Linked DNA regions of Homo sapiens: region 2 is linked to region 1. Evidence: chromatin loops called from intact Hi-C (ENCODE). Cell type or tissue: GM12878. All regions are shown on one strand.

Region 1 (2,500 bases):
GCAAAATAAGGACAACAGTGGTACCTACCACATGGAACTATTGCAGGAATTCCGTGAGATAATCCATGTAAAATGCCCAGCTCAGTGCCTGACCCAATGCATCTTAGCTGTCATTGTTACTGTTAATGTAACTATTAGCACATTCACACTAAATGTATCCATCTTTAAATGAGCTACTTTCCATATTTTGGTCATTGCACATTAAACACATTTTTAATCAACTTGTTTTAGGCTTAAATTGTAGGCTCCTCTGGTCTTCTTTTTAGCATCTGTTAGAAGTATTTTTAAAAGCTCTGCCTGAATTCATGGGGAGCCCCTGTAAACCCACTTGAAAGCAGATTTCATCACTAAAAACCCACAAAACACCTCAGTGTGAGTGGAGGAATCAGGATGTAATTTATGGCGTCCACTTCTTGCTGCCATTTGGCATTTTGCAAACTGCCATTGCCATTAGCTGTCACTTTTGAGTATTTATGATCTTGCGGTTGGAGCACTTTGATTCTCATAACAGAAACAGGGTCACATTTAGAAAATGTACCCTGGAAAATGTACCACCGAGCTGGAAACTGAGATCCCCCAGGGTGGTTGATGGATGGGGCTGCACAGGGGAAGTGTGGCCTGCCAGCCAGGCTGCGCTGTGCCCTTTCCACATACCACAGTTGGAAGCTATCTTTGTGTCTCAGGCCTCAGCCTGCCAGGCCTGGGCTTTCTGCTTGGCAGTGTCTAGGGGTCTGGGGCAAAAAGATGTGTAGCTAAATACCAAAACCATTTTCCATATGGATGCCCTTCACAGCCGTGAGATTGGCAAAGATAGAGCTAGGATTTGGCAGGAATTCCTCCATGGTCCTAAACTGGTTCTTTGTGTCCCAGGTAGCAGAGAGTTTGGGATCTTGCAAGTGAGGAAGCATGAGTTAAGTGTGGCACCAATATACTGAACTGGCAAGAGGCAGGACATTGTCGCCCCCTTTGGGCCTCAATTTTTTCTCTGCTAAATGGGAGGATTTGGTTTTGGTGAGCTCTGAGGACCATTCTTTCAGCCCCATTGAATCTCTTGATTTCAGAGAGGTGCTTGACTGTGAAATTATTTGGGATTTTTGGTCAAAAGAAGTTGAGCGTTTTGAGAGGAGAGAAGAAATTGCATTTAAGTTGTGGGGTTTTTTTTTGTTTTTAAATCCAGGCTATTCATTGTGTGTGAAAAAGAATACCATCTCCATCACTGTAATGCATCCGCACGCTTGTGAGAATCTGTCTACCAAAGAGTCTGAGGTGAGGATGCAAGTCCTGACTCGGCTATCTCTGTGAGACCTTGGACAGATCCCGGTTCCCCTTGCTTTGTTTCTCCAATTGGGAAATCCCTGCAGGATACTGCATTACATTAGGTTGCTATGTCTTCTTAAGCTCCTCTTGGCTGGGACAGTTTATCAGACTTCACCTTGTTTTTGAGGAGCCCTGGCCAAGCATTTTTTTAGAATCTGTTGGAATTTGTCTGATGTTTTTCTGATGCGTAGATGGGGGTTATGGGTTTGGGGAGCAAGATTACAGAGGTAAAGTGCCATTTTCCTTGCATCACATCAAGGATACCTACTATTAACATGACTTATCACTGTCGATGTTGACCTTGATCACCTGGTGAAGGTCGCGCCTGCTAGATTTCTCCACCGCACCATGACTCATGTTTTCTTCTTTTTCATACTGTACTCTTTGAAGGAAGTCATTATAAGCTGCCCTTGGCCTCCTCTTTTGAGAAGGCTTTTGGGGCCATTTGTTTATTTCATTAAACATTATTGGCTGCTGCCTGCATACCCGGCACAGTGTTGGGTACCAGGGTTGTGGAGTTACATACGTAAGACATGGCCTGTGCCCTTGAGGCATTTGGGGTCTAGAAGGCAACACAGACACATGTAGCAACAGTTACAACAACCCAAGGAAAGTGCAGTGAGAAGTTCCCACAGGCGTGGAAAGGAAGTCGCCTCACACCAGGCTTTTCTGTTTTCTGTTTCCGTGCTTTAAGTGAATTTTCTTAATGCCCTCTATTTCCTTCAACCATAAAGTTTTAAATGTTAAAAAAAAAAAAAAGCCTAGCTTATTTCCTTTCCATAGTTATCCTGAGACTCCTGGATATTATTTTTTAGGCATTTGCATAGCACTTTCTCTGGTGAAAGCATTTTTTAGTCATTAATTAGTAATCCACATTAATATGCAGATTGAATTAATCTATTTCAGGCAGAAGTCTGTCTTGAGGAAGCAAAATAGCTTAAGTGTTATTTCTCCCCACGTGCATCTTCTCCTTCTCCCCCTGCGCTTTACCCTGGTCATTATTAGGATTATTGCTGTGATTATTAAACGCTGATTGAGCACTGGAAGTGTCTGCGGTGCTTCGAAGAACTCCAGGGAAGGCAAGTCCCTGCTCTCTGGACGCAGAGCTGCACAGAGGCTGCCGTGGGGGATTCATTAGCACTGGGAAAGCGAAATTGGCCTCATAAATAGTCATCCTCAGGAA
Region 2 (2,500 bases), 150 kb after region 1:
TAATATTAGAGCTTTGTGAGAGCTGGAGATGGTGTCAGTAAAGTAAGTAGCACACACTGGACACTCAGAATTGTTACTAGTATTGCCAAACACAGCAGAAACCAGAACAGGCTGGGCAGAGAGGCCTCTCTCTGGAGGCAAAGCCTCGAGCATCCCAAATGCCTTAGAGCTGATATCCTGCCTATTCCATGCAGCCCCTCAGCCCCGGCCCCTGCTTTGACCGAGGCTGATTTTCATGTGCAAAGCCTTGAGTTCAGTCTCCCATGAAGCACCAAGTCAGAAACACTGTCAGCCTTTCCAAGCGGTAGATTTGTGGCTCCAGCCAAAAAAAACCAGGACCCCCTCAATCTCCAGAAGACAAAGGGGAGCCAATACTAATAACACCTTATTTTCTTATAGTACTGGGTACTTTTAGAAATATTCTAGCTGTATTAATCCATTCTCACACTGCTATAAAGAACTGCCTGAGACTGGGTAATTTATAAAGAAAAGAAGTTCAACTGACTCACAGTTCCACATGGCTGGGGAGGCCTCAAGAAACTTACAGTCATGGCAGAGGGGGAAGCAAACACATCCTTCTTCACAAGGCGGCAGGAGAGAGAAGTGCTGAGCAAAGAGGAAAAAGCCCCTTATAAAACCATCAGATCTCATGAGAACTCACTCACTATCATGAGAACAGCAGCATGGGGGTAACTGCCCCCATGATTCCATTACCTCCCACCAGGTCTCTCCTATGACACCTGGGGATTACGGTAACTACAGTTCAAGATAAGATTTGGGTGGGGACGTAGCCAACCGTATCACTAGCAACGTGGGATAGGAAGTATAGCTATCACTCCATTGTTTAGATGGGGAATAGGGCTCAAAGAGGTTAAATCAGCACTGTCCAATATAATACAAGCTGCATATGTGATATTATTTTCTAAGGTAAAGAGAAACAGGTAAAATTCATCTTAATAATGTATCTTATTTAAACCAGTATACCTCAAATATTATCGTTTTAACATGTAACCAACACTTTAAAATTATTAATGAGTTCTTTCATACTCTTTTCATCCTAAGTCTTGGAAATCTGGTGTGTATCTCACACTCACAGCACATGTCAGTTCATACCAGTCACATTTTAAGTGCAGAGTCATCACCTGTGGCCAGTGGCTTCCTTCCTGGGTAGCACAGGGTTAATGGTTAAACGCTGCATCTCAGGTCACACAGCAGGTTAAGGAAAGCAGAAATGAGAGTGAGGGTTCCGAATTTCTCACGCCCTGTTCTTTGCATGCATCACCTGCTTCTCGAGTGTTCCTGCCTGCCTGGAGGCAGTATATTGTGGTGGCGAGGGGTGTGAACTGTGGCTTAGATTAGAGATTCACATCCCAGCAGTGCTGCTTTTTAGCCATGGGGCCTTGAGCAAGTTCCCTGTCTGCACTCCAGTTTTACATGTGTAAAATGGTGATGATAATGAGGCCTGCCACATGAGGTCGAGGTGAAGAGTAAATTCATTTTATTAATAAATTAGCTCCGTACAGCACCCGGCATATTCAAGCCCTCAGTAAATATTCAGGGGCTCCCCTTTTAAAGGAGTCCTGCCTGTGCTGTAAAGGCTCATCTGCTACTGGAAGGAGGAGCTGCTTGGGCAGCTTTTGGGTTGACTAAGAGCTTATTCGATCAGCCTACTTCCCATGAGCTTGCACTTCCAGGGACCAGGAGGGGGAATGGAGGTTGCTGCTGGAATGTTTGGATTTGAGGGTTTGGAGTTTTCCAGTGCATCCAGACAAGGATGCAGCCACTCTGATAGCTTTTCACACAGCAAACGCTGGTTGGCCCCTACCAGGTGCCAGTCTTGTGCGAGATACCCTGGGGGACGCTGACAGTCAGCAGCATGACGTTTCCTCACTTAGCACGGTGCCAGGCGGACTTCCTGTTCCCGTGGGTACTGCATGATTTGTCGTCTCTGTGTCCTTGCTGACGTTTTATCCTCCCCTCAGTGCCTTTCCCTCTCCCAAATTTCCTCTTGTCCAAACCCACTTAAATGCCACCTCCCCTGAGCCTCATTCCTTGACCCTTGCCCCAGCCATCCTCCTTACCCCAAAAGCTGGAAACAGACACACTCCTTTCAGATTCCTGTAATGCTGTCTCTACCTCCCGGAGTCCCTTATGCACCCTCTGTCTTGAGGGGGCTGCCCCACTACACCAACATCTCCTGAAGGACTCTCATTGACCTCGAGATTCTTCCAGCACCTCCCTCACAACTGGCATGGGATGAACAAACTCATTAGAGAATGAATGAATGGAGTTAATCTTATCTCCCAGTTTAACTGAAAAGACAGAGACAGTGGCTTCTTCTGTAAACACCACAGCAGAACAAACGTCCATGCTGGCCTACTGAGTAATAGTTGTCAAAGGAGCATGTTCAAAAACACAGAGCCCTAGGCTGCCTCCCGCAAGGATTGTTTCAGCAGGTCTGAGGTGGGGCCCAGCGAGCTGTATATTTTTTCATCTCTCT

The links. Peaks named below come from ENCODE experiments on the same cell type or tissue, not always from the same donor. Only the 100,000 strongest peaks of a DNase experiment are listed, where the experiment ranks them.
Region 2: it touches region 1 in a loop (1.8-fold over the local background); 1 of 110 quality-filtered maps calls a loop at or near these places.

Annotation. Positions count from the first base shown.
Region 1 is chr5:154,236,235-154,238,734 of GRCh38, forward strand. All of the region lies in intron 1 of GALNT10 (polypeptide N-acetylgalactosaminyltransferase 10), which reads left to right. Among named protein-coding and RNA genes, the nearest start is that of GALNT10, 47 kb to the left of the region's middle. RefSeq lists an enhancer at 1,646-1,695. In GM12878, a CTCF peak has its summit at 953; a DNase peak (open chromatin) is centred at 1,917; H3K27ac peaks cover 979 bases.
Region 2 is chr5:154,383,427-154,385,926 of GRCh38, forward strand. All of the region lies in intron 6 of GALNT10 (polypeptide N-acetylgalactosaminyltransferase 10), which reads left to right. Among named protein-coding and RNA genes, the nearest start is that of MIR1294, 38 kb to the left of the region's middle. RefSeq lists an enhancer at 1,429-1,578. In GM12878, no CTCF peak of the experiment used is centred here; DNase peaks (open chromatin) are centred at 1,245 and 1,900; H3K27ac peaks cover 2,283 bases.